Linked DNA regions of Homo sapiens: all the other regions are linked to region 1. A link is a loop called in an ENCODE intact Hi-C map of the cell type or tissue named here. Cell type or tissue: heart left ventricle. All regions are shown on one strand. Each heading gives the region's core, and the rest is flanking DNA. Links, peaks and the distances in the headings are about the cores only.

Evidence for each region. Peaks named below come from ENCODE experiments on the same cell type or tissue, not always from the same donor. Only the 100,000 strongest peaks of a DNase experiment are listed, where the experiment ranks them.
Region 2: a loop joins it to region 1, with 2.8 times the contacts of the local background. A loop is called at or near these places in 6 of 110 quality-filtered maps.
Region 3: it touches region 1 in a loop (6-fold over the local background); 4 of 110 quality-filtered maps call a loop at or near these places.

Annotation. Positions count from the first base shown.
Region 1 is chr10:71,060,464-71,070,132 of GRCh38, reverse strand. No RefSeq gene overlaps it. Among named protein-coding and RNA genes, the nearest start is that of LINC02622, 130 kb to the right of the region's middle. RefSeq lists an enhancer at 7,444-8,209. In heart left ventricle, for the core only: a CTCF peak has its summit at 5,523 (motif pointing right); a DNase peak (open chromatin) is centred at 6,412; H3K27ac peaks cover 1,549 bases.
Region 2 is chr10:70,936,465-70,946,133 of GRCh38, reverse strand. It overlaps LINC02622 (long intergenic non-protein coding RNA 2622), which reads right to left and starts at 7,081. Exons shown (of 3, transcript NR_134313.1): 1 at 6,954-7,081. In heart left ventricle, for the core only: no CTCF peak of the experiment used is centred there; a DNase peak (open chromatin) is centred at 5,093; H3K27ac peaks cover 535 bases.
Region 3 is chr10:71,255,168-71,264,836 of GRCh38, reverse strand. All of the region lies in intron 1 of UNC5B (unc-5 netrin receptor B), which reads right to left. It overlaps LOC112268061 (a long non-coding RNA gene), which reads right to left. Exons shown (of 2, transcript XR_002957083.2): 2 at 5,428-9,669. Among named protein-coding and RNA genes, the nearest start is that of UNC5B-AS1, 42 kb to the right of the region's middle. RefSeq lists an enhancer at 4,288-5,140. In heart left ventricle, for the core only: no CTCF peak of the experiment used is centred there; DNase peaks (open chromatin) are centred at 3,976 and 4,476; H3K4me3 peaks cover 652 bases; H3K27ac peaks cover 2,500 bases.

The sequences.
Region 1 (9,669 bases), core at 4,172-6,671:
CCAGCTGTTTCCTGGGGTGCCCTGGCCTCTGCCTGGCCGGCCTGACCCCTGCCTCTGCAGGCTGCGCTGGCGGCCATCTCCTCAGGGGCTTCCTCCATATGTCTATCCACTCATTTACTTACCTACTCATTTACAAAATTCCTCGGGAGCCAGGTGCTGAGGCTGTGGCAGTGAACAGATGAGCAGCTTTCCTTCTCATTGGAGGAAACAGACCACAACACCACAACCAAATAGAGAAGTTTCAGATAAAGATAAGTGCTATGAAGACACAAGAAAAGGCTTATAGCATTGAGGTGGGCAGCAGGGTGGCTGCTTCTGAGAAGATGGTGAGGGACAGCATGGGTGAGCTGAGGCCTACGTGATGGGAGGGAGGGCGGGTTAGGACATGGGACACTGTGACTGACAGGGAGGGCTGTGTGCCCCTCCTGGAGGACTGGGCTTCTGGGGGTGAGGAGCCTCACTGTGTTGAGGACAGACTGGGGGAACCCTGGGGATTCAGGAACTCGGCCCACACCATTCTCCCCTCTGTAGGGCTGAGGAAGCTTCTGGGAGCTTTAGGAGAAATCTGAGCTGGAGTCCAAGACTTCACGGGACTGACGTTTCTGAGCCAATTGGCTCCTCTGGGTAAATAAATGCAGACCTGCAATGGTGGCTTTTCCTTCTTGGCCCTTTGGGAGTTGATTTTGGAATCCCAAAGGGCTGAGCTACAAGGCGGCTCCTAGAGAAGAGCCCAGTTCTTGTAGACAGGGCTGGACATGACCGAGGTCACACAGCCAGCCAGCAGCAGGGCAGGCACTGTCCAGGGGTCCCTGCCCCCACGTAGAGTGCTTCCCACTGGCTCCCTGCCTTCTGCAGACAAAGGTTTAGGGAGTGCAAAGGGAGGTGTTGTGGGGAATACAGCTCAGCAGGCAGCCTTTCTGGAGGGCAGCAGGGACACCAGGAGTCACTGAAGCCTGAGTGGTGGGAAAGAGGCCAGGAGACAGGATGGGGCATCATCCCAACAACCCCAGGCCTGCTCTGTCCTGGAGAGCCCGCATCCCTGACTCCCAACTACAGGGATTAGTCGGGACTTATTTCGCAGGCAATTCCCCAGGCCTCTGGCAGGGATTGGCAGCTGACTCATTAGGCAGGAGGAAATGGCCTGTCCTGGAAGCTGTGGGCACCGAAAGTATTGCTGGGAGCCCAGCTGGGAGGATCCTGGCACTGCGGCCCCTGGGTCTCCGGTCTGAAGGGTGGAGGCCTGACCTGGCAGCCTGAAAGCTGCTCTTGCCCAGTTATCTGGGATGCTCAGAGAAGGAGGTATTTTCGCTCATGGCAAGGCCTCTTCCCTATGCAACACAACTAAACAGAATCTTTATTTTGCATTATTTTGGCCCACGAGAAGCCATCGCTCCAAAAGGTGTTTATCCCACTTTCTTTTTTAATCCTGTGTGTATGTGTGTGCGCGTGTGCATGCACCCGTGAGCATGGTTGGATACTTAGACCCCTAGGATAAGAAGGGACCCACAGGTCCCATTCTGTCTCCCCTCTACTGCCACACCCAGTTCAGAAATCCCCTCCACATCATCTCTGACCTGTGTTCCCTCAGGCCTCGCTCACCTGCCTCCCATGACAAGAAGCGTGTCCCCTCCAAAGGCAGCCTGTCACCTACTGAGAGGCCCTGGCTCTTAGAAGGAACTTCCCTGTGCCTTCCTTCCTCCCTTCACCTGAGGGCCCCAAGTCAGTGCAGGCTTGCTGGCAAGGAGGAAGGGTCTGAGCGAAGCCCCTGCCTCTCCCAGGAACCCATCCTGGGTCACCCCGGCCCACCAAACTGTCTCCCTCCTCTGACTTTCCCACTGATAGCAACTGTCTCCCCTTAAGAACGTTTCTGTTTCTCACCAGGTCTCCTGTCACATGGGTCCTGTTTCCCCAGCCAGACAAGGAGCCTCACGAGGACAGAGGCCTGCCTTCTTCCTCACACCCTCGGCCCTGAGTGAGAAGAGAAAGAGAGAGAGAGAGTGCTTAGAACAGTGCCTGGCCCGTGATAAGCGGGTGCCAGCTATTATAATAAGAAATACTGTTGTTACTCTTCTTATTTCCATCATCATAATCTCCATCCCCATCTACCATGGCCCCCCTATGGTACAAGTGAGTGCACTCCATGGGGACCTCACAATCCTGCCCCTCATTCAGCCAGGCGGGCAACAACAGGGGCAGAGCTACGGGGCCCTCCCCACCTACCAGGTCCTGTTCTAAACATCAATCCTTGCACCCGATAATGCTTCCCTTTTACAGATGAGTAGACTGAGGCACAGAGCGTTCAGATCACTTGCCCGAGGTGGCATAGCTGCAATGGCAGAGCCGGCAGGCTGTAGCTAGAGTCCATGCTTCTAATCACATCTCTCCCTGCCACCACAAGTACTCAGAGCTGCAGCCACACCTCCTGAAGGTAAGAGAATGCATGTTATGTGGCATTGTAGCACAAGACACACAGTGAGTGTCTGCGGCCTGCATCTTCATTCCTGGGGCCCCTGAACATCCTTGGCTTTCCCTGAGGAAGGTGGGAGCGGGCCGGTCCAGGCAGCTCTCATGTCTGCTGGATCCTCCGGCCTCCTTTGTGCAGTGGGTCCTGGCTGCAGCTCTGAGCGCCCCAGCTTTCAGTTGGCTCCTTTCCAAGTTCTTTTATTAATTCCCTCACTCTCCAGCAAGAGAACTTTAATTAGCCCGGCCGATTTATCTATATAAATACAAACGGCAAGCACTCCACGGTGGGGTGGGGAAGTAAAAGGGGAGCTGGCAGCGGGTTGCCTGGGGCAGGGGAAGTGACGACCGCGCCTCCCCAGCAACCAAAAATATGACTTTAATATCACCCACACGTGTGTGGGTGTGTGCGCTTTCTGGGCTGGCTGATGGCGCTGGTAGAGCAGTGTCTGCAGGTCGGGTGCAGGCTGTCACCGTGTGATGGGGAACATGTTTCCAGAGCTGGACTGTTTCTGCTTTCCCAGGAAGGTCTTAATCTCCTCACCTAGGAGCGACATTGACACATTCCCACTCATCGAACTCCCCTCCCTCTCACACCTCCCCCAGGGAGGCAGGGGACACATGACAAAGTCACCCTGTTCCAAAGGCTCCCTTTGGACTTCCAGGACTTTTACCAGGATTGGGGCAGGAGGATGAGCCCAATGACAGCTCAATTCCAGTCCAGGCTCAGGAGACTCAGTGTTGGAGAACCGGCCCTAAGTGTTGGATGCACCTCTGTCTTGCTTACACGTGGTCTCCCGAGGGCCAAACCTTTCTCTGAGCACTTGCAGTGGTGGAGAGAGATGTGGTTATAAGCACGGACTCTAGCTACGGCCTGCCGGCTCTGCCACTATAGCCGCCCACCTCAGGCAAGTGATTTCACCACTTTGTGCCTCAGTCTACTCATCTGTGAAATGGAAGTATTCTCAGGGGCGAGGACCGATGCTTAGAACAGGACCTGGCAGGTGGGGAGGGCCCCATAGCTCCACCCCTATTGTTGCCCGCCTGGCTGAATGAGGGGCAGGATGGGAGCTCACCATGGGGCGCACTGATTTATGCCACTGGGGAGACCATGGCAGATGGGGGTGGAGGTTATGATGATGGAAATAAGAAGAGTAACAACAGTATTTCTTATTATAATAGCTGGCACCCGCTTATCACGGGCCAGGCACTGTTCTAAGCACTCTCTCTCTCTCTTTCTCTTCTCACTCAGGGCCGAGGGTGTGAGGAAGAAGGCAGGCCTCTGTCCTCGTGAGGCTCCTTGTCTGGCTGGGGAAACAGGACCCATGTGACAGGAGACCTGGTGAGAAACAGAAACGTTCTTAAGGGGAGACAGTTGCTATCAGTGGGAAAGTCAGAGGAGGGAGACAGTTTGGCGGGCCGGGGTGACCCAGGATGGGTTCCTGGGAGAGGCAGGGGCTTCGCTCAGACCCTTCCTCCTTGCCAGCAAGCCTGCACTGACTTGGGGCCCTCAGGTGAAGGGAGGAAGGAAGGCACAGGGAAGTTCCTTCTAAGAGCCAGGGCCTCTCAGTAGGTGACAGGCTGCCTTTGGAGGGGACACGCTTCTTGTCATGGGAGGCAGGTGAGCGAGGCCTGAGGGAACACAGGTCAGAGATGATGTGGAGGGGATTTCTGAACTGGGTGTGGCAGTAGAGGGGAGATAGGATGTGACCCCCCCGGGGTCTCTTCTCATTCTAGGAGTCTAAGTATCCAACCATGCTCACAGGTGCATGTACACAGGCAGGCACACACACACACACACACACACACACACACGCACACACACACACTGGCTGCTACTGCCCAGTCATCCAGGAAGCTTGGAGAAGGAGGCTTCTTTGTGCCTGGCCAGCCCCTCTCTGTGCACCACTACCACACAGGGACTTGACACTGTGTACCCTCATTCTGCCAACCAAGCAGTAGTAACAGAGCACAGAGATGTGGGGCCCTCTGTTAATCCTCACAACCTAGAACGCTCCCATTTTACAGTTGTCAACTGAGTAAAATAAGGCACGGAGTGGTGAAATAACTCACCCAAAGTTACACAGCTCTAAGTGGTAGAGCCAGGATTCCAACCCAGCTAATCTGCAATTGGAGTCTGTGCTCCTAACCGCCTCGCACACACCGCCACCATGAAAATGTTCATCCGCCCAGACAAGGTTTCTATGGTCTTGCTGTCGACCAAACCTGGCCTTCATTGTCAGGGTCACTGGCAAGTGTTGGGGTGGGATGGAGAAAGGGCAGTAAGGAGGCTGCAACTGGGCAGTGGAGAGGTGAAAAGGAAACCCAGTTTCACTTTGTGGGTGTTGCCTCCACGAAAGGAACGAGCCCTGGGGTCAAATCCTGGCTCCTCCATTTAGCAGCTGGGGGACCTCAGACATGTCCCTTGCCTCTCTGACTCAATTGCCTCTGCCGAGCAATGGGCTGAGAGGATCCGATGCACAAAGGGCACTCGGGTTGTCCTGGTGCACGCGGAGGGACTCTCAATAGTGTCTGTTCAAATAGTCCAAATCACCAAGTTTTCTGAGGTGGCGAGTTCCCCCTTGTTTACTCCTCCTGGGCCCCATTTGGGCTTCAGAAGCAGGCTGACATGGTGCTGGCCTTCAGCCTCATGGCCTGGTGAGGCTGAGGAGGAGGCTCCAGGGCCCTGGACCTGGGACACCGAGGAGCGGCAGACATGGAAAACTCTTGTGTCATGGCAGCGTTTCCGAGCAGAGCCCAGGAGTGGTAAACTCTATTCTTAGTCAGTGTCCCATCACGTGGAGGGAAGCTTGTCGTTAGTGGGGAGTGAGGGAGGAGCTGCTGCATTTAACCCTGCAAGGGCCAGAGTGCTGCAAAGAACTGGAGAAGAAACCTGCTGCCTCTTGGGGAGGGGTGGAAATGTGAGTTGGACGGAGCTGGAGTCGAAGGGGCACCCCACGGGAGACACTCGTCAATACCTATGGGATGGATGCAATAACTAAGGCTCCCCAAGCAGGAATTGCAGGGGGAGCTAGGTGGCTTTCTAAGGGGACAGCAGCCAAGCATGCTCTGCAGGAAGTTTCCAGAAGGAGGCACTCTAAGAGAATATGCAAAGAGTCCTGATGGGCATCAGGAGACCAAATCCACTCCTGTCTCTACCACAGATAAGCTACGTGGCTGGGGACAAACCACAGCCCTTCTCTGGCCTTTGGTCTACGAATGAGGCAGTTAAACTCCCTAACTCCTCTGCTCAACCCCACGTGGGGTAAGAGCTGAGAGCAACACCCAAGACTGTGACCCCCTAGCGTGAGCTGCCAGGTCATTTATTTTTGCCACTAGAAGTCATTGATCGAACGAGTGTTTATTCCCTGTTCTTACTTAACCCTGATGTGCCCCTTGCCATATTATCCTTTTATTTTTATTTTTGAGGCAGGGTCTCTCCCAGGCTGCAGTGCAGTGGCACGATCTCAGCTCACTGCATCTTCTGCCTCCTGGGCTCAAAACATCCTCTCACCTCAGCCTCCCGAGTAGCTGGGACTACAGGCGCACACCACCACACCTGGCTAATTTTTGTATTTTTTTGTAGAGATGGGGTTACCCAGGCTGGTCTTGAACTTCTGAGTTCAAAGGATCCTCCCGCTTTGGCCTCCCAAAGTGCCGGGATTACAGGCGTGAGCCACCACGCCTGGCCTCACATTATCCTTCTAATATCATTTGTCAGGGAATGGCACAAGAGGGCCTGGGATCTAAGTGAGAGTAGTGTGACAATGCTGGATGGGGCAAAGCTAGATGTAAAGGCAAGAGAAGCATCTGGACAAGGCAGGACCTGGAGGAGATGCTGGTGGCCTGGGACCTGGGTGGGCAGCAAGTGGACATCCTGGAAGGAAATGTCCGGGCTCCCTGCACACCCTCCTGCCTCCTCCTCTCAGCCTCGGGTCTCGCCTGCTCTGTGTGAGTGTGTCCTCTCTGCCTCCTGGAGGCCGGCCCCTGTGTCCCTTGGTCCGCCAGGCAGGCACTCCTTGAGCTCAGCCTGCACTTGTTCAGGCCTCCCTGGGCCCTGGTGCTGCCAAGCCAGCCCCAAGCCCACCCTCCTGTCCCTGCCTCCCGCCCCAAGCCCTGGCTGTGCTGGCCACTCATTTCCTTTGTAATTAATCACTGCTGGTCTCCAGCGGTGTCTTCCCCTCTCCAGCTCATTTGCCTAAAGAAATGAGTTGCTTTGTGGAGGAAAAACAAATGCTCCCAGCTCTATGTCCTCTGTTTCCTCTCTCTCCTCCTCAGCCCTGAGAAATGTAGGGGCCAGGGTTTTCTCTGGCCATCTCTAGGACAAAGAGGAGGAGGCACTTGATTGCAGGGAAAACAGCCTCAGTTTCCCCACGTAAATTAAGATAAGCAATTCCCAGGAAGCCCTGGAAAGAGAAAAGTGCTTTCAGGCCCTGGTGGGGGTGGGAGGGAGAGAGTGGTGAAGCTCAGGCCTTCCACATGTTCACTGTCTCCTGGAACGCACCCCACCTGTGCCTGTCCCACCAGACCAAAGCAGCTAGAATGTTCTGTGAAGTTAATGAGCTTTGGATCCCCAAACAGAACAGAACTTGTCAGCTGGTCTCTCTCAAGCAGATACGCAAAGCCCGCCGTGCAGGCCATGACTCGTGTTGTCATGGGGGAAGAAGAGGGAAGGAAGATAGTATTTGAGTGGCTGAAACAGATAGGGAGCGAAAGGCTGTTGGGAGGAGGCAGGGGCTCCACCATGGAGGGGCTCCCCGGACTCTGGCACTGCCCAGGGAACTGCAGGGGGGCCGGGCCTTCTATCAAGACCTCCAGCACGGTGACCCTCCCAAGTGCAGCGCACACTGTGGCACTGGGTCAGAAACAGTTTCTGGAGTCTTCCTGGACTCCACCCAGTGACTGAGAGGCCTGGGTCCAAACCCTATTGCAGCTGCTGGCAAGGGTGATGCCTCTGAGACTGTGTTCCCATCTGAAGAATGGGGGTAGCAGTAGTCACTGCCTTTCAGCATTGTTAGAGGAAGAGTCAAGATCCTGCAGACAGAGCACTCAGCATAGTGACTGGCACGGAGTAAGTACCCCATAAATACCAGCTATTGCTTATTATCGCTATTATCAAGGTCTCCCGTGTTAGCATCAGAATGCAAGCAGTTGAGAGGGGCAGCATTCCAGGGGTGGCCTTGAATCAACTCTAATTTATTTTTCAAAAGTAAATTATATGCTAACTCTGCCATTCTGTGATTGCTGGTGAGCATGGCACTGAAACCCCTCATGGCTGATGGAGAGCCGGCATAGGGCCCAGCACCGGGGCTGAGGGCCAGGCTGGCTGCCCCAGGCCACCAGAGAGCCAGGGGTTGTGAGCTACAGCTTCAGAAAGGAAACCACCCAGCAGCCCTGAAATCCTCAGTGTCCCCAGGTGGCTGCATTGCTTTGGCCATCCCAGCTGGGCGTGGGGGTCCTGGAGGGGCTTGCCTGGGTCTGTGATGAAGCAAGCTGCATCGACAGAGACCAGGCCTGAGTGAGATGCAGCTGGCTGACCCCAGTCCTGAATGGGGATTTGGCCAGCCCATCTACCTGTTCTGAGCCTGGGGTGTCCTTCCTTCCCCCACAATGGAAGCCCAGGTTTGAGTTTCTGGGAACATCCCAGAGCCCTCTGCAATGCCTCAGGGCTGGGCTAAAGTAAGCAGAGAGACTCTGAGCTCTGGAATTAGACTGGAAGACACTGAAACAGATTTCTGCTGAGAAAAGTGACATCTTCTTGTGGCCCTGCCCTGGAGGAGTCCCCGGAGCTGCAGAAAGAGCAGGGCTCTTGGTCAGGGCCTGGGCTCCGGTCTTCACTCCGTGGTGGGACCGTATGCTCCCTCTACTCTACTGCCCTGACTCTAGAAGGAAAGATTGGACTACGGCTCCCCTGTGATTTCAGATCCCCTCCAGCCGAAACCGCTGAGGAGCTGTGGCAGCAAAGGCTGAGAGAGGAGGGGCGGCAGATTTGAGGAGGTCACTGCTGGGGGTGGGGTGGACCTGACCTGGCAGGCAGGGGCCTGGCTTTCCTGCCTGGGAAAGGGAGCTGTCCCTGTCCTTCCTCAGTGTGGCCACGATGGAGAATGACACAGGGACTTCAGCTTCCTGGCTTCTGTGAGTTTAGTGACCCCAGCCTGCTGACAGGGGAGACCTGAGCTGGGCTGGGTCTTCTGGGATGAAACCTGGTAGACACACCCTGGAGCGTGGCAGGTACAGGTCTGAGAAGGAGCATGTGGGTGACCAGCTCTAACCAAAATTAATATTTATGTAGCACTTTGTAGTTTAAAACGTAGAAACATCTAGCATCTCATCAAATCAGCCCAACTACCTCTTATCACACCCTGTTTACACATCAGAAAACTCATGCCAGAGGGGGTTAAGGGTTCTTCCCAGAATCAAGAGGACCCTCCTGCTTTTACCATTTTACCAGAGGCCCTCGTCTGGCTGGGAGAGACCTCAGGACCAACCTGGGCAGTTAGTTTCGACAGCAAGCCTGCCACATACAGTTGGGCAGGTTGTTAACTGCACAAAGCTGCTTGTCTGAGGGGGTGATTATGGGGGCTGGAATCCAGCTTCACTCTTGTCGCCAAGCCACACTCCCCAGTGTGGGACAATCTACCGAGAGCACAAAGGTACCATGTGGGCCAGTGGTGCCATAGGGGGCCACCCAGTGGAGCTGCCCCCAGCCTCAGCTTGCTGAATTGAAACACAAGGGTAATCCTCTCTCCTCCAAACTCCTCATCCCTCAAGGGAAGTGGGGCCAGTGAGTGGTTGAGAAAATCAATACACTACAAGTGCTTTGAGCTCCTTGAAGATAAGCTTTGTGACCAAGAGGGAGGTGATTAAAGGCAGGAGCTCTTTCTCTGTGGCACTGATAGGGATGGAGGAACGGGTCAGGCTGTCTGGGATGGGGATTTGCATGTGTGCATGGCAGATACTGGCCTCTGGACACTGGCGTTAGCATCCATCCCTCCTGCTGGACTGGGGGCTGAAGCTTGTGTCTCCCTTGTTTCTGAGCCCCTCCATGTCTCTCCCCGTGACTTGCACTTTGCAGAAGATCAATACACATTTGTTCTCGCTGAATTCAATTTTCTGTACATCCTATCATCGCGCTCCTCCATTCTGCTCCCTGTACAAACATGCAGTCATTCATGAGCACACACCCAACCTCGGGCTGGGAATCCCGAG
Region 2 (9,669 bases), core at 4,124-6,623, 120 kb after region 1:
TCACTTCTGGATACCCCTCTTCCCACACTTGCAAGACTCTCCTCACACCACTCGCCCTACCCGAAGACCCACCCCGCAACCCCATCCCCTCCACTTGGTGAATATTACTCACCTTTCAAGACTCAGCTCAATGGCTGCTTCCTCTAGGAATTCATTTCTGACCACCCTCCCTCAGTGAAAGGCAATCATTCCTGCCAGGGAGCCCTAGGTGACCTGAACTTGCCCCTTGCTCCCTCGTTCCTTGGGGGGGTGCATGTGCTATCCCCATCCCTGTGACCCATTGTGGGGCTTACTGTTCATGGGGCCACCTCTCCCACTCAGTGGTGAGCCCCTTGAGGGCAGGGGACAGCCTGATCCATCTCCCAGCTGTCAGGCCAGCTCCCTAATAAATGTGTCCTGAATGAATGACGGTGTCTCTGAGATGAGAGGAGGAAAGGCAGGCAGGAGGTAGTTGGGGCAGGCGGCTGCTGGAACTCATGGTGCAGGGTGTGTTTGGTCCCATCATGGTCTCAGAACCTGTCCTCCCATGCCCCAGGAGCTCAGCAGTTGGGCCCATTGAATCCAATGGGTGCTCTGATCTCTTCCTTTCAGCTCTGCCTGCCCTGGTCAACGAGCCCACATCTAACGCAGGGTCTCCCTTGTACTGGCCCCATCCCAGGTGATCAGTGGAGATAAGCTGATATTCTGGAAAGAGCACCAACCTGAGTTTAAATTCCACTGACTATGGGTCCTTGAGCAAATTAAATGGCCTCCGTTTTCTCATCTGAACCTCAGTTTCCCCAACTGTAATGGGTAATAATTGACTCTCCCTCACAGGGAAGCTGTAGGCATTTGAGATGATAACCATGAAGGGCCTGGCACATCTACTGGAAGGTGAGTTGTGCAGGACATGGGAGGTGTGGAACACATTGGGCATTGAAATTTGTCAATTTCAGCCCAGTCCTCCACTTCACAGATGGGAAGCCAGGCCCAGAGAGCAGTTACCTTCGCAAGGTCACGGAGACTGTCAGGGACAGGCCTGCAGGTCTGAGCTGCTTGGCTGTGTTTGTTCCACTGCACCAAGTGGCTGATTTGCAGCCATCGTTGTTTAGCTAAAAATAGTTTAAAATCTCTTCTTCCCTTTTCCCCATGGTGGTCCTTGTGCAGAGTTCACTGATGACTCCCCATTCACTACCCTACCTTGGCAAGCCTGCCCCACACCTGGCTGCCCATACCTGCGCACACCTCACCTTCATCAGCAAAGATCTATCCACTCCCCAGGTTGTGGATCTCCAGGGCTGCAAGGCTGAGGGCACTGAAAGAGGCTGGGGACTTGTGGAGTCGTGGATCCACCTGCCCTCTCTCTCCCACCATCCCCACCCATGACCCCAACATCACTCAGCAAGAAGGCCAGACTTGGAGACCAGCTGGGGGGCAGAGGACCCCTTATTCCCTTAGCAAATGTCTGTTGCCCTCCCATGAAGCTCCAAGCTCTGTGCTAAGCTTTAGGGAGGCAGAGCTAAAACTGTCACTAGATGCACCCCAAGATATTCAGGGTTAGGGTAAGTGAAGAGACAAAGCAAGCAAAGAATGAGCTCTTTATGTGAGAGCCAACACTCCTCAAGGCAAACACCAGGAACTGGGGGAATGGGGGCAGCAGGAGTGGGTGGGCACTGGCCTGGGGACACTTCCTTCAGGACTCACAAAATCCTGAGCATCACGGGGCCTGGCAGCAAACCCCAGATCCCCCAGAAAATGCCTGTGATCGGATCAGCTTGCAGAGGGGAGCCCAACTTGGTGAGAAGAAAGTAGGGGACCATCCTCTCCCCTCCCGCAGCTCTCCATTCTCCCATCCCCCACAGCCCCAGCTCCTGCCCCTCCGCCTCTCACACCGTCCTATTAATAACTTGTGATACCATTAGCTTTTGCTGTCACCAGCAATGACAACTCAGAAGCCCCCGAGAGCTGTCTGCAAAGACAATAAACGAGAACTCTTAATTAACACCTCCCTTAACTAAATAAATTAATTTTATGCAGTTGCGATGTCAGCAATGTGACTTGCCAATGACTGAGGCCACTCGGACAGACTTGGCAAGGGCTGCAGGGCAGGCTCAGCGGGGTGTTAAGCTCTGCGGGGTGTCAGTGGACAGCAGGGCATGGGCATGAGCGCCAGCCTAGCCTGCGGATGGCATCCCGGGCAGGACAGCCAGGTGGCTGCATGTGGAGTTCCAGAGGGGCAGTCTGGGGACCCAGGGCCTTTCCCAGCTTTGCCTCTACCTCCTGAGTGGCATTAGGCAAGCTTCCTCCCAGGGCCTCTGTTTTTCTCATCTGTAACACGGGCATCCTCTCTTGTCATGCCTGCTTCTCAGGGCTGTGGAGAGGATAAGAAGATGCAGGGTAGGAAAGGGGTTATAAACTATAGAGTGTCGTGCATGTGTGAGAAATGCTGATGACACCACCCTCCAGCTGCTAGTCAGTGCTAGCTGGGCAATTCTGTCCTTCCCCTGACAACACACAGACAGGGTGAAATGGCCCCTGGGTCCCTGGGCAGCCCTGAGCTTCCCCGAGGACAACCTGGGGACAGGAGGACTTCTTCAAGGCCATCACCCTCAGAAAGCTTTGGTTATCCACCCACTCAGCTTATGTGCTCAGAGCAAATGAGGCCAGGACAGTGAGCCATTCCCAGTGCTCCTATTGGACAGAATCTGCACTGGCCCCAGGCTGACACTGGCCCTGACCTGGTGAGACCTCTGGTCCAGCCCTGAGTTGAGGTCCTGAAGCCAACCCCAGCTGTACCCAGCTCTGACCAACTTCTTCATTCAGGATCCGCGTGAGCCCCCAGCCATTGCCTGAGCCATCCCCTGACCTCAACCCCTGGCCAAGCCCCGACCCAGCCCTCCCTGTCACCCTTCAGTTCCAATGCCAGTCCACATGCCCCCACCCCAACCAAGCCTAGGACAGCCCCCTCCTCCCACTCAAAACTACACTGTGCTCCAAACCGTGTCAGCCTTGCCTTGGGAAAAAGAGAGAGACCCCAGTGTCCCCAGCAGTTTACACTGCGGGCACCTTCCACAAACTGCAGAGCCCTCCTGCCCACACTATCCCCTCAGCACATGCCTGTCATTAGCCATTCTTCCCAGTTGGCACTATTTTCAGGTATCTGCACACAGAGACATCTAGCAACTCACCAAAAGCCACACAGCATAGCTGTGGCTGGGCGAGGACTCAGATGGCCACCAAGAGATTCCTAATTCACTCACTCAGCCATTCAGTCACTAAACAAACATGCACTGAGTACCCACATCCATGCCAGGCCCTCGGGGTCAGTTATTGGAAAACAGACATGGCCCCTGCTCTCAAGGGGCTCACAGGCTGGGCAAAGATGAGACTTGTTCCCTGTAACTGCACCAAACTTCTTGCAGTTGCTGCCTCATTCCCTCCCCAACACACACACACACACACACACACACACACACACACACACACACACACGCTCCACCCTCCAGGCTGGCAAAGTGGAGACACACCTGAAATTAGCATAATGGGCTTGGGGGGGTGGAGGGAGGCCCAGGACCTCTTTGTCCATCTGTGATGCTACCAGGAATGAGGCCCGTGTTGGTGGCCGTGGGAACACGCAGTGCTGCATCAGTAATTGGGTCCATGTGGGAAGGGGATGAGCAATGATGTCCCCATGTCCCTAAGCACACAGGGTGACTTGCAGTGACCCTGCCTAAAGCCCACATCTCCACAGCCATGATGGAGTAGCAGGCAGCAGCCACTGGGCTGAGGCTGCAGGAGACCTGCCCACCAGGCCTTCACACATGTGCGGGCTCTGCACAGGGCAGGATGTCAGGGAGGCTGAGGACAGAAGCCCAGGGGCTGTCCCCAGCTTCTAACATCAGCGGGTCATAGAACTTCCTGCCTCAGCTTCTTGAAATCATGGCGTCCTTGACCTCAGGTACCCCTTCCATTATGCTCCGGCTCTCCCAACTTCTTAGAAGCCTCCTCAACTCCTGGCCCCTTTTGCGGAGGAGGCGGGAGGCAGTGAAATCATGGCATGAAGAGGTGGCGGACCCAAGCTCCAGCCCCCATGCTGCAGGAGCAGCTGTGTGACCTTTTGGGCAGGTCACCCAGCCTCATGCACCACCTCAGTGTCTCATCTAAGAAACAAGGCTGTGGGAGCCCTTCCCACAGGGTGGTGGTGACATCAGACTGCCACTGTGCTTGGCTAAAGGCTGGAGGCACAGAGGGTACCCAGCCAACGGGAGTTCCTTCATCTTATCTCACCTGCCACAGAGCCAGTCTCCCAGCACCACAGCCCCAAAGCAGCCCCCCAGGTGGGAAATGCCTTGGGGGTACCTACTGTTCCTTTGCTCACCACCCCTCCACAGCCTCCTCTTGGGTGGTCTTCAACTTCTACTTTCCCTCCCCCACGCCCTGACATCTGCCTCCTCCTCCCCACCCCTCACACAGAGCTCTCCTGATGCCCTGAGGCCTCCAGTGCCTCCATTCACAAGGAACTGCAATGGTACAGCCTTAATCTGTGTTCCTTCTCCTGGGCCTCCATATTTTGGAAGCTGGGACTGTTGACCTAAATGTATCCAAAGAAATGACTTCCTAATGGTGGAATTACGGGTATCGGGCATCTTGGTAGGAGGGAGCTTTGAGAATGAGAGCCTTCTTAACACCTCTCCAATCATACCCCATGGCTCCCCTTCAGGGTAAGAGTCTTCCTACACAGAGATCAGTGGATCTGGAATAAAGCCAACAGCCGCCGCCTAGCCCTGAGCATGCTTGGAAACCCACAGCCTGCTCTTGGACAGGAAGGTTCAGCCACAGCAGCCAGGACAGCTGCAGCTTTAAGAACGACTCCTGAGCCCAGAGAAGCATGGAGTGGAGGGGATTGATTTTTGGGTCCTCCTGGAGACTGGGATCCAAAATCAATCTGGCAATTAATAGGCAAGGTGTGAAATGGCTCTGGTTTCAGGCTCCCAGTGTCCCTGGTTGTCTTCCCCAGAGAAGGGCCCTGCTGCCTCTGTGCTTCCTTCCACTCCCCATATTCTGGGGCTCTGGTGACAGCTCCTGAGAAGTCCAGCTGGCTGGCCCTCTTCCAGGGCCTTGTCACCTGGACAGGGCCACAGGATAAGCTTGGCCAGCTGGCAGGGCTGGGAGGAGGGAGCAGGCAGCCTGGATTAGTGGCCAGGGAAGGGAAAGCCACCAGGGGCCCTTTCAAGCCCCTCCATCTCCACCCCTACATCACAGGTAAGAAGCAGGACATGGCGGGGCTTCTAGGGACTCTAAATTTCCAGAGGGCCAGCACCATGGGGGCAAATAACTGTCCATCCTATGTCCTCCAACCACTCTGCTGACCGAGCCTGGTGGACAGGCCCTCCCCCATTGCACAGACAGGCTGCTTGAGCTCCTAAGAATGTGTCCATCCAAGCGCCAAGTGGGTGGAATGGCCCCCAGATGCTCAGAACAGAACTGGGTGTGGGCTATGAGCCCATAAGAGAAGGTTTCTTGGAGAGGCAGGGACTCAGCTGAGTGATTGGGGTGAAACCCAGAAAGGCAAAAAGGAGAAAAGTGGCACGCCCAGTGAGGGATGAGTACGTGCCAAGGTCAGGGGATAAGATAAACAGGTCACAGCACAGTGCGTGACAGTAGGGGGACAGAATGGCCCAGCTCAAGGGCTGGAGCACAGCAGCCTTCAAGGTGTGGGCAGCTGATGTCAGCAGCCAACTCCTGTCCACCCTGCATGCCATGCTGGGGTCACCCCAGACCCACTGATCTACATCTCTTCCTTGTTCTCCAAGCGGCCCCTCTCTCCGGCCAATGGGCCAGCTGTCAATAGCTACATTTACAATCTCCATTATATCTCCATTGCCCAAATTTCTTTTCCTCATTTTTCTTACTAAAAGACAGTCTTTAAAAAGGAGTCCCTGAGCTCAGCCCTTTTCCAGCCTCGTTAATTTCATGCCCCACCTCATTTGTTCCAAGGACCTACTTTCCCCTCGCCCGCTGCCGCCTTCCTCCCGCCAGCTATATTCGGATCTCTGCTCCGTCCTCTGTAACCTTGTGTGCCGCTCAGAGTTCTGCGGGTGTTTTTCTCTGCCGAGGAACTCTGGACTCAAAGGAACCGCAGAGGTTGTCTGTTCACATCCAACCCCCTCCTCATGCCTGAAACTGGAATCCCTTTTCCAGCCCAAGGTTATCTGGTCTCAGTTGCACTCCTGCAAGGACAGGCTGCTGCTCACTGCAGGGCAGCTTTAACTGAGACCAGCTTCTTCCAGAAAGGTGGAACCAATCTGCCACTGATTGCCGTTTCCTCTCTGTGTTTTGTCTGAGTCAAGTCTCACAGACAATACTGTCAGCCCCCAGGTGCAGGGCTCAGTCATCCCTTTCTTTGGAATCCTTTGGACTAAATGTCCTTTGGTTACCTTGGATGTGCAAGACATGTGACAAAGCACCATCCCTTGCTCACACTGCTGCTAGTGCTGAGACACTCACTCCTGCCCCTGTGCCTCCAGCAGCCACTGGGGGAGAGTGGCAACCTAGAAACTTCTCCTCATTTGAGCTGAAAATCACCTCTTGGCCCTCCCCACCCTCTGGAGCTAGCTCTCCCTTCAGGAATCACCTGGAGCAAGTGGAATTCTCCTTCCCCCAGACAGACATTCAGACCTTGAGAATTCCATCATGTTCCTCCCAAGTCCTGCCCTGGCCTGGCTCTGCAGCCCAGGCACCACCCACTCCTCTCCAAAAGACACAGGGCAGTTCACCAACATTTATCCAAGGGTAGGGTCCCTCACTCGGGCTGAGGTCTGTGCACAGCCAGACCGATGTCAACAGTTAATGCAATGCAAACCTGCACAGGGCTTTGGCAGCTGCTCACACTGTTAGTTCGTGTGAAGTTAACAAACGTTCCCAAGCAGATTTTGCACAAACTTCCCTCAAGCTGAGCCATGGGCCCTTCATACCTAGCTGGCAGACTTCACATTTCTCTCTGTTGAATCCCACTTCTTCATTTCACTCAGGAGTCCCAGCCTGCAGAAATTCTTTGGGGACCTGTTGTGGCTTCTGTTGGGTGGGCCGTCCCTCTCAGCCTGGTGACATGGCCAGACTGGATCATCAGAGGCTGTCTCTAGCAGGGTAATTGTGAGGAGAGAACCCTGGGGCCCCTGGAAACATATTGTCACCCCAACCCCGCCCAACCACCTTGGCTTGCCAGGGGAAGGAGTTTACTGTGGTTCTGCAGTTTCATAAACTGGTTTGGTGGAGCGGGAGTGTGGGGGTTGGCAAACAAGGACCCCAGCCCCTCAGCACAACACCTAAGTGAGCCAAGGCCTCTGAGTCTGATCCCAACCTGCTCCTGCCCACAGGTCCAGCAGGAGGTGCCGGGAGCCCAGGAAGCAGGTGGAAAAGCTGGGGGCATGGGCAACTTTGAGGGTACAGAGAGGCCACGAGGGACCAAGCTCTGCGGGATCAACTGTTCCTGGCTCCCAGGGAGATATAACCCCCCAAATGAGTGCCCAGACCTCAACAGAAGCTGTCTCTGCTCCTCCTTCTGGTTCTTGCTGGGTGAGGGCCCCACCCACTGCCAATTGGAATGGAGGCAGTGTGTGGTCCTCACAGATGATAGACAGAAGCCCCTGCCCCCACAAACACCCCGTAGAAAGCAAGGGCCTGGGACTCAAAACATGCCCCTGTTTTAAGCAGTCATTTCCCATGAGACTTGCCCAACACCCCAAACTGCAACAGCCATCCTTTGACTCCCACACTGTCCCTAATTTTCTGGAAGCAGAGCAAAGGGAGCCCCCTGCGGAATGGGCTGCTGGATCCTCAGATCGATTTGGGATCTCTCAGTAGGGCCTCACCCAGGACTTCACCTCTCACTCACCTGCCCACCTGAGGATGCCGGAAACTCTCCCATCAGCCACGGGCTCCTTCAGGCTAAGGCTCCTAGTTAAAGGGCAGACGCTGTGCAAGGGCAGGTCAACCTAGGGAGCCCAGGCCTAGCAAAGCCAACTGGCCACTCCACCAAGACCCTGCCCCTCAGGGCCAGACTCACTCAAGACCTGCCTTCTCCCAGCAACCATGCAGGGTCATCTCTGTTCTGCAGCTTCCTTGAGGGAGGAGCCCTGGGCCTGCATCCTGGACGGGCACCCAGGTCACCCCCTCGCCTTCAGTGCTGGTGAATGATGAAGCCGTGGTCATTCCTTTCCCTCCCCAGCCCCACCCATCAACAAATAGGCACGTGGGCTAAACCATGACTCTTCATTTCAATCCCCATGACCGTGGGAGGCAGGGGCAGAGCAGAATCACTATCCCCAGTTTACAGATAAGGAAATAGGATCAGAGATGGAAGCAACCTGTGGTCACCCAGAGGGAGAGTGGAGAGCCCAGACAGGGGTGTCTAGCTCCCAGGAGGGCGGCCTCCCACACCCTGGTCTAGGGCATTCCACCCTCACTCCCACCGCCCTCCCTCTGGTTCTGTCCAGACCATGCCGACCCCAAAGCGTTCCCCAGGAGAGGCAGGCATGAGCATTGCCACTCACTGTTCTCACTGCTCACCTTGGGCATGCAAAGCATTCAGGTGTCAGGGCCCTTTCTCACTCATGAACATCCAAAGAGGCCTATGCCTGCTGTGTCTACACCCTCACCCCTGCAATCAGGTGATGCCCTACCACACCATAGAAGCTGCTCTCACCAGGTCACCTTCAGCCTCCCAATTGTCACTCTGGACTCTTTCACAGCTGCCGCCCACTCCCCTTGGTTTTGGGACACACAGCCCCATTCCAGCACTGCTCCAACTCTTGTCCCAGTCCTAAGTGGCTCTCGCCCCTGAGCTTCTCCTGCAATGCAAACCTTCTACAGATTTGTACCCTTGGCCTGCAAATCCCTCCTCCTCCTCTCCTCCTCCTCCTCTCCCCGCGGTCGCTCTGATCCATTCACCCCATGGCTTCTGAGACTCCTCTAGGTGGACCATTCTTCAGCCCACATTTCTAGCATTCCCTGAGCTACGAACAGAACATTCACCACACTTTAAAATCCTGCTTCTCCTTCAAGATCAAGTCCCGACTTCTCCTCTTCCAGAAAGCCTTGCACAATGTCCCCATGTCCTGCTATGTCACTCAGGGTGTCATGTCCTCTTCTAGCTGTGATGGTCCTACCCACACCTGCCAGATGGCACTGACTGGATGGGGAAATGACCCCCCATAGGCAGCCAGGCCCATCATGTGAACTGGCACTGAGGGCTCTGCCCCATGGGCAATAGACCATCAGATAGGGCTATGGGATCGCTTAAGAACAGGAGTTCAAGGCCAGCCTGGGCAACACAGTGAAACCCCATCTCTACAAAAAGAAAAGCTAGAGCAAGAGGGCAGAGGAGGAGGGTGGAGGATGGAGCAGACAAGTAGAAGAAGAGTCAGAGACCCTGGAGGTGAGGCAGGAAGGAGGCGGAGAGGCGGCAGGGAGGAGTCCTGAGCTGCCTGGCTCCTGGCTCCATCTCTCCTCCCAATAAACTTCTTTATCTTAAGGCCACCTGGATGAACCTCTGGAATTAGTGAGTAAAGGGTTCCAGCACCCCAAACAGATGAATGCCTTTCCTCATGCGGGCTCCTCCACAAACACAGAACCCTCGGGGTTTCCTCCCACCACTGCCCCAGGGCCCTCTGTGGGATGAGAGAGCTCGGG
Region 3 (9,669 bases), core at 2,884-5,383, 200 kb before region 1:
AACCTTGGTGCCAGTGGTACTCAAACCATGGCCTGCACCAGGACCACCTGGAGTGCTCGCTAAAACCCAGGCTCCTGCCCCCAAGTTCTGATTCAGTCGGTGTGGGGTGGGCCTTGAGAATGTACATTTCTAAGAAATGTCTAGGTGCTGCCGCCAGTCCACACACGGCTCTATGCTCTCTTGCCTCCCGACAGAAATATCAAACGCTTAGTGCACATAATGGTGCTTAACATATGTCAGCTTCCTTTTCCTTAACACTTCTATGATTCAGCTGGAGACTTTTCAAAAGGAGCTGAAGGAATTACACAGCAGCATGGTGCCAGGCTTTCGCTATCTGAGCCGGAATCAGGACCTGCTGTGTGGCAATAACAATAAATGATGGCCATCACCTGTGTTCCTGCAAATTCGCCTCTCTGGGCCTCCATTTCCTTCTCTGCAGAATGGGGTAATAGTATTTCTAGCATGGATTAGACATGTTAATACACGCAATGAGCTTAGAGGAGTGCTGGGCATGTTAAAAAGACTTAATGAACAAAAGCGGCATTCTTGTTTTTATTATTACCATTGCTAATACCTATATCTTCTACATTATTTCATTTAATTGTTGCAGCAATCTTATGAGGTTGGTATCAATAGCCATCTCTATTGTTTATCTAAAGTTGTACAAAGTCAGACAGTTACTAAGTGGCAGAGGAAAGATTCTAAGCCAGGTTTGCCACCCCAATGGCAGGAACTATCCACCATTAGCAAATAGGGATGCCCATTCTGACTGCTTCCTCTGGAAAGGATAAAGAGTTATTTTCTTATATTTCCAGCAATTTCTTCTAGTTCAACATTCCCCATTCCCTGCCACCCATTTAGCTCAGAGTACATCAATATCACTGGTGAAGGAAGAATGTCTCAAATGGGGCAACCAGAAGCTGTGTCAGCCACCAATGCTTGGTGACTTTGGGCAGCTAGACTCCCTCCCTGTCTGTCTGTTTGTCCCCTGGTACCTTACTGGGCACCCCTGTGGCTCAAGGACTGGCTTGGTGTTGGCTAGCCCAGCCCCTGGGAGAGGGGATGGTCATTTGCTTCTCCTGAGAAGCCCTGCCCCCAAGTCCTCTGGGATTCCAAGTTCAAAACAATAGAGGCTTCAGGTTGCCCTTGATGTAAAGGTTTAGTAGGTGGCTAATTTTAGCTGAGAAATACTCGGCATTTTCCCAGCCGCTGTCACTGCCGCACTCCGTGTTGGACAAATGGCCTTGGTTTTCCTCTCTGATTGTTCTCGGCTGGGGGCTGGGGGCTGGCTCTATCTAGCTCAGGACAATTCTCTTTGTGTCTGCTTCCGGGTGGCTCTTAATAACTCAGAGAAGGGGATGGGATGTCTGGAGCTCTCAGCTCGAGCTCTCTGGCCCCCTCCCCCGTGCCCTGGCTGCCTTTCAGTCATCAGGGGCATCCCGAAAAGTGGCATTTGAACAGAACTTGCTGGACTCCTCAAAACCTCAGGCTTGGGGAGGGAGGGCTTGTGGCCTGAAGGGGCCTCCCTTTGGACAGATGAGGAAACTGAGGCCCACAGAGGGTGTGACTAGCCTGAGGCCACACAGTTCCTGGCAGAGCTGGGCCTGAGCACCAAGTCTACAGACTTAGTCCAGTGCTCTTTGTATGACATGCAGGAGAAACCCCACTGCCTCCACCCCGGTGTGGGGACACCTCAGAACGTAGGATGCCCAGGCTGCAAGCCTCCATGGAGACACCTGGAATGCTGCCTTCCCACCCCTACCTGGCTAAACCCTGTTCCTTCTCCAGGTATCACCTTAAAGTTCACTTCCCCAGAGAGCCCTGACTGCACCACTCCCACCTAAACCAGGGCCCTGGCTCTTCGTCTGGCATCTCTTTTCCTTATTACCCTCATTACCTTTTCAAGTTATATACTTATTTGTGTATTTCCTTTAATGTCTGTGCCCCCATCGACTGTGTGGTCCCAGGGCAGAGGCTCAGTGACAGCCACACATTTAACCTGCGTGGGCAGCCAACAGTCTGACAGGGTTCTGGGGGAGGGTCCTGGGGCCCTGCTGTGCCAAGTGAGGCCCAGGGGGTTCAGGGGAGTGACTGGGGTGACTAGAGGGTAATCAAGGCTCATGATGGTGGCCATTTGCCATCAATGTGGACTTCTTCAGATATTTCCAGCAGCAAGATGGCTTTAATGTGCTTTCTCCTTGAACATCATTTCTGGCTGGATGGCACCTGTTTACCCACTGCTGTAACCCAGTGCCAGCCTGGCACACAGTAGATGCTTAATAAATCCTTCGTGCATGAATGAATGAGTCTCCCGGGCGGGCTCCTCTGGGTCCTGTTCTCCCCAAGGAAGTGGCCTGGATTCGATCTATGCCCCATCCCTCCCAACGATGACTCTGAAAGCAAGACAAATGAGGAGCCCAGGACAGCCCCCCCACAATCCTGGCCCTGCCCCATCCCCCCAGCCAGCTCAGAGTCTCTCTCTGCCTACACAGGCCTCCACTGTGGTCTCCCTCCCCCAACCCACTCCAGCCCGGACCCAGTATGCTATAATTAGAGTCCTCCTTCCAGGCTCCGGTAATGAGGGGGTGTCGGGTGCCAGCCGTAATTACAGCCTGGTTAGAACGAACAGGAGCCACCTCCAAGCCAAATTACAAAGTCTGCAGCCAGACTCCCTCCTGCCCCACTCCCTTTTTATGGGGCTGGTTAAAGGAAGGGACCAGGAGTTTATGGAGAAGCCAGCTCAGGCTGGGGCTGCGGTCTCGGGAGAGTTGAGAGCGAACAGTCTGGGCCTGTGTTGCTTTGAAACTATCTTCCCACCTCCCCCCTACCCCATCCCACCCCCGTCCAAATTCCCATCCAAAGCCAAGGTCAGAATAGGCAAAGAAGTCAACTGAGGCCTCTCTTGTAACCCTTCCCGTCAGAGCCCCCATCTAAGGGCTGGGTGTTCTGTGCCAGGCCTGGGGTCACAGGCTTTATGTAGTTGTATTCAATGGGCACAGCAACCCTGTGGACAGGTACCATTACCCCTATTTTACTAACCAAGGTTCAGTGCTTAAAATAACTTGCCCCCAGTCACACAGCCAGTAAGAGGCAGATGCAGGGCTCCAGCCAGGCCTGCACAGGGCAAGACTCTAGAGTGTAGGTACACTCCATCTTGCACTCCTCACTGCACTGGGCACAAGGAGGGGCACAAGGAAGGACTCGGTTAATACTAAGAATGATGTGTTTTGCAGGTTGAGGCAGGTGAGAGGTCCAGCTGAGTCCTTCTCTCCCTTTGAAAGATGAAGAAATTGAGGCTCAGATTTCCACTGACGTCTCAGGGAAGGATGTCCTTTGGGGAAGTCAGGGCCAGCATTTGGGAGGTCTTTTGCATGCCAGCCTGGGCTTTGTCAGCCTCAGAATCTCAGGATATTAGAGTGTGCAAGGGCTATAGAGTCAATCTAGTCTAGGGGCAAATGCACGGCCACCTGGCCAATCCTGAGGCTGTGGCAAGCATCACTAATAAATTGTGGCACATCTGGACAAGGCCTCCTTCTCAGCACAGGACTATACTCAGCCACAACCAATCAAGTGATGAAGATATTCCACCCCCTCCCCATCTCATTAATCCCTATTCACCCTCACTCAACCCAAGGGAAAAACAGGGTCCAGAGAGTTGGGGTGACTTGCCTAAAGAACTGAGGGGCCCTTATTCCATAATGACAGCCTCTAGGTACTGCCAGCTTGCCACCCTCGGTGCAGCCCTGTCAATTATGGGCTTCCCAAATGGAAAGATTGGGACTCAAGGTCCCATCCTCTCCCCATTCCCACGCTGGCCCCTAATAGTGAACCAGCCGGCTGCTCTGCTGCCCTCACCAGAAGGTGGCTTTCGTAAGGGCTGCGGGGGAGCAGTCTTGCTCAGCAGCGGAGGTGTCCCAGCGCAACAGCAGCAACCTCTCCGCAGGGCTCCCAGCTGCCTGCCCGCCCCTTCCTGGGCCTCTTGGCTGGGCTTTCCTCCCAGCCTGAAAACCTGGCTCCAGCCACCCACTGCCCACTCATCACAATTGGCCTGCAGTGACTCAGTCTCCTTGCTACCTCCTCCTCCCGTCTTCTGGCCCTGGCGTCCCCCAGCTCTTAGGAGCCTCTTCAATAGTGCCTTTGATCCTGGCTGCCGAGGCTCTTTAATGAGGACGGCCTGCTGCCTTCAGCAATGGGATGGCAGAGAACAGCTTCTGGGAGCACAGTGACGATAACAGGGTGAACATAGCCCTGATGCCCCCCAGCCTCCCCCAGATGACCAAGGGCCCTGAGCCCAGAGGCCCTGCAGGGAAGACAGGAAAGCTGCTGAGATTTTTTGGGAGGTGCCTGCCTCACCCAGCAGCACTGGGCCTGGACCGGAGGGCATTTTCATAAGGGCACTTTAATTAGGAAACAAGGCAGCTAGCCAGCGGGACTATGGGCCACACCCGGTGCCATTAGAGGCCTCCGTGCTCCCGGGCCCAGCCCGCCTCTCTCGCCTCCACCCACTCCACCTCCTCCCTAGGGTTGTGGGGAAAGGCGGTCCCCGAGCACCCCTGCTTGCCTCCCCTATCCTGAGGCCCCTGGCAAGGAATGGAATGCCGGATTTCTCAGGTGTGGTTTCTCAAGCTGAGTTTTGGATCTCAGGCTGGAGACAGCTGGCAAAAGCAGAGAAGCCACCCCCTTGGGCAGTGGCCAGAGCGGTGGCCACCCCCATGCTGGGCCACAGGAAGGAGAGGGCATCAGTGCCTCTGCTCCTGATGCTTCATGCCCCCCCTACCTCTCTCCACCAGGAGCTACCATGATGAAGCTCCTGCCTGGCAGTTGGCTTGTTTGTCCCCTAGAGGCTCCAGCTTAAACCCAAACTGTGCTGTTCCAGGCACTGTCCCCAGCAGGCAGTGTTCCCACAGCCACGATGGGCAGACTCCGAGCTGCCCCTATCCAGTCCCCTGGGCTATCTACCCCAAACTCAGGAGGTGGGCAGAATACACCCTTGAGACCCTCAGCAAGTTGGGCAGGGACCCACGCCCACTGACCTGGCTGAGCCTGGCTATGGCTGAGCTACCGAACTCCACACTCCCTCCCTGTGGGGCCTGGGCAAGTCACGGGTCTATATTTCCTCCTCTATAAAATGGGACAATCCACAGGAATCTCCCAGGGCTGTCGTTATGGTAAACAGAGTCATGTATGTGAATGTATCAAGCACAGGGCCTGACTGCAGCGTTCAGTAAACTCACGCTGACCTTGTGTAGGCTGAAGTCCTCCCCACAGTCTAACTGGCTGTGTGACTGGGCTAGCCACTTTGCCTCTCTGAGCCTCGGTTTCTTAGTCTTTGAATGGGTGAACAGAACACATTCTCTTATAGATGCAGAAGTGCTTCATAAACTATGAAGGGCTGCCCAAGTCCAAGATTAGTCATTATTATTTTTCTCTTTTCCTTTTTTTTTTTTTTTTGAGATGGAGTCTCGCTATATCACCCAGGCTATAGGGCAGTGGCATATCGGCTCACTACAACCTCTGCCTCCCGGGTTCAAATGATTCTCCTGCCTCAGCCTCCTGAGTAGCTGGAATTACAGGCACACACCACCACACCTGGCTAGTTTTTGTATTTTCAGTAGAGAAGGGTTTTGCCATGTTGGCCAGGCTGGTCTTGAACTCCTGACCTCAGGCAATCCTATTGCATTGGCCTCCCAAAGTGCTGGGATTATAGGTGTGAGCCACTGCACCCGGCCCAGTCATTACTTTTCTAATGAATGGCCATACTTCACCTCCCTCCACCCTGCCCATGAGGAAAGGCTGGGCCATTCTATCCCAGTTCACCCGATGGGACCCTGGTGACATTGGGCTCACGTGGCCTCACACGGGCTGCCTGCCCTGAGGCTCAGCTCTTCCCTGTTGCCTGTCAGCTGCCTCCTGGACAGGGCAGTACCTGGCTGGCCACTGGGCGGGGAGGACAAGAGGGGATTGGGATGCTCAGTTCTTCAGCAGGAGGGTCTTTACCCATCTGGCAGCTCCTCTGCTGGGTTGGGAATCAACTCCTCGGGAAAAGGCAATGTTGGGGCAGGGTGGGGACCTTGGTGACTCTGGAGGCAAGTGGGTGCCAGCTTGGCCAAGCTCACCCTTGGCTCCTCCTGTCCTTTCTCTGAAGAGCTCCAGCAGGGCTGCTTGGGATGTCGCTAGCTGTGTGACCTTGGACAAGTCCCTTCCCCTCTCTGGACCTTCCTCCTCTGAAAGGACGCTGCCCAAGACCACGGCTTGTCCTGCTGCTCTCAGGTGCTCTGGAGTGGAGGTTCCAGAAGAAGCATAGAGAGCTGGCCACACAGCTCAGGAAGGGGCCAGGCTTCCTGGAGGAGCTACAGGGCTGGGCTTGGAGGAGGAATGGGTGGTCTTGGGACCCTCAAGAAACAAAAATGGCTGAGACCACCAGGTCTTCAGCCCAGAGTCTCCCAATTTGTGAGCCCTCTCTTTCTGTCCTGGACTTGGCCAGCAGGTGGGCAGAGACAAGCCTGAGGCAATACAGATTCCTGTATCCTAGGAGGGGAGTGGGGGGCCCTGCATCTGCCCTGCCCTGGCCCAGACTGAGGGCACCCCATGTGGCACTAGAGAGTGAGGGAACCTTACTCAGTGGAAAGAGCCCAACATCCGCAGGATAGAGTCTCGGCATCGATAGCTGTGGGGCCTTCAGGCAGGTGATTTTGTCTCCCTGGCCTTGGTTTCTCCGCCTGTAAAATGGGCTAACAGTCCCTAGCCTAGAGGATAAGTAATGCCTTAGCTCCTGTGCACCTGGCATCAGGTGAACTCTCAAAAACAGTTCCCAGTGAAAGCACGTGTTTCTTGGGCATGGCACTTCAAGCCTCTGGCCTCTGTTTCCCCACCTCTAAAGAGGGTATCAGAACATTGCCTACCTCCAGGAGCTCACATATATCAAACGGCTTTAGCACAGGCAGGTGCCTATGCACAGCACGGATTCTAGGTGTTTGTGGAAGCCACTGAGCCAGATGACCTGAAAGAGTTCCCTGCACACCTGGCCACAGCCTGCAGTGATTCCAGGGAGGGGACAGAGGTTCCTCTTTGCCCTACAACAGGCGCGGTTGTTTCCTCACTCCTTGTCAGGCCCCAGAGGGCTGCTGGGCCCCAAGCCATGGAAAACATCTTCCAAACCCACACAGCACCTCCAAGGAGCACCTGGCATGTACATCTCTCCACGGTGAGAATTCAGTCCAGGCTGGTGCAGCTCACCACCGAGGCGCTCCTCGAAGATGCTGTGTGGGCTTGGCATGCAGGAGGAAGCTCACCACCCAGTCAGGGATATGCCTTCTTGCCAGGGGCTGGGAGGGGAGCCCATTTCACAGATGGGATACACTGAGGCACTAGCAACCTATGTGACTCGCCTGGGTGGGCCTGGAGGGGGAAGGGGGCAAGAGAGGTGCCAGGGGTCCTGAGACATCTGAACTGAGGTGGGCGTCTCTTCTTCCCTTCGGCTTTCTCTCAACCTGAACTTCCCTATTCACTTACCTCCCACTTACCCTTTGAGGTAGGCATAACGGTCCCATTTAAGAAGACACAGAGAGAGGCTCAGGAGAGCTGAGTGGTGGGCCATGCTGGCTGGAGGACATCAGTGGAAAGGAGCTAGGTGGGATCCGGGGGTGCTCACCCCTCAGGGCCCAGCAGAGCCCCAGGAAGCACCTGCTGGCTCACAGAGGGAACCCAGTGGGGCTGTGGGTTTCCAGGTCCCCCTTAACCCTCCCTTACCAGGAGGGTCGATGCCAGCTGCTGCACCCCTTCCTCTGGGCCCCGCTGTTGGGGCTGTCCCAGCCTCCTCCTTAGCATCCTCTTTAATCCCTGACCATGACTGTCGTCTTCCTGCACCTTCCCTGCTCTGTGCTCACCCTCCTGCCCACCCTGCCCAAGGTCTTCCTCTCCACTCCACACCGGCTGCCGTGTTCTTGTGACATCCCAGGGTTCTTGTCTCAGCTCAGTAACTAACATGCTGTGTGACCCTGGACAAGTCCCTGACCCTTTCTGGGCCCCTGCTTCCCCATCTATCATTGAGGGGGTTAGGTGAGAAGCTTGGATGTTCTAAGAATATCAAAACCCACACACCAAATGCACGGGCAGGTGTGCTGCTAGGCCTCTGGGGCCTTGGGCTCCTGGCCCACCTCTTGGCTCCCTTCTGGGGGCCCTGGAGAAGCCAGTCTGGGGACTGGGCTGCCAGGAAGTGCCACCCTCTGCACGCCCGAGTCCCCACCTGGGCTCCATCTGCTCTCAGAGCCTTCAGCGCCTCTGCCTCTGGCCTCTGCCCAAGTCCCCTCTGTTCCCGAACCTATCCTTGCCCTGAGGCAATGGTGGTTGCCCCTGTCACTGGAGCCAGCTCCTGGCAGAATTATCTCCCTCCATTCGAGCTTCCATTAGTCCATAAGTACACTGGGCCCAGGCAGGGCACTGGGGAGACGCGGCAGCCATAAATCACCATGGCTCTCCTGAGCCCAGCTGCCAATGGCCTGAGAGCTCTGCTGGCTCAGCGGAGGGAGGCTCCCTTCCTGGAGGAGCTGGGGCCAGGGCTGGGAGTGGCTGTGTGAGTGGCAGCAGCATAGGGGTGTGGCGGGTACTCGTCCACTCACCTGTTCACCTCTGGGGTATGACATTGTGACAGCAGTGCCACAGCTCCATGTGCAATGTCACCTGGAGATCTTCCAAAGAAGGGGCTATGGTAGGGACCTTGACAAGTCATTGCAACTCAGAGCTTACAGATAAGTTTCCTTATCTGTAAAATGGGTGCTCATACCAATCTCACAGGGTTCACAGAAGGATCACTGAGAACATGCCCCCGCCCAACCGAACAAATGTCCAGCACGGAGCCTGCCAGGGCGTATGACTCAATACATAGTCGATTTCCTCCCCACCGTGGGGGCTCAGAGCAGGCAGTGGCAGCTGCTTGCCTATGTTTAAAGCCACAGCTTTTACACTATGCTCTTGCCTTTTGTTGTTGGACAGAGACAGCCCTTTGGCTTCGGATGCAAGCTGCTGGAGGCCAGACAAATCTCAGCAGAGCTTGCAGAAGTCCAGAGCCACTGTTTGGAAAGGGTGAGAATTCAGTCCGGGCTGGTGGAGTGCTTTTGGCTTCCTCTGTGAATGAAGTTTGGTTGAGAAAATTAAATGAGATCACAGGGGTGATATTAAAAGAGCAAATTACTTTAAAGGGCTTCCGCTCATTCCAGATCTGACTGGGGATGGATGGCGCTAATTACGAACAAGGAGTGGCCTCTTAGTAAAGCCTGTCCCTAAAGCCCGGGGGTGTTTCTAAGTTAGGGACCCTGGAAGTGAGAGCCCCAAGCTCCTTTTGTGTCAATTCACATTCCCTCCCCCCATAATCAGTGACAGCCGGTGACATTTGGAAGTCTGGGCTGTCTAGGAAATACTTCTTACCACCCTGTGGGCCCATGAACAACTGCTGGGACTTCGGAGAATGACAACTTGGTGACGACACTTGCATCAAATCCACAAAGCAATCTAGCAGCGTGTATGAATGAGGGCGTGTCTTTTTACCTAGAATTCTACTTTTGGGAATCTCTCCCAAGGAACCCAACCAAGCTGTGAGCATGGAGATGTTCAACGCAGTGTTATTTACCAGAGTAAGATACCCAACAAAGGGAGAACTGCTTGAGTAAATTA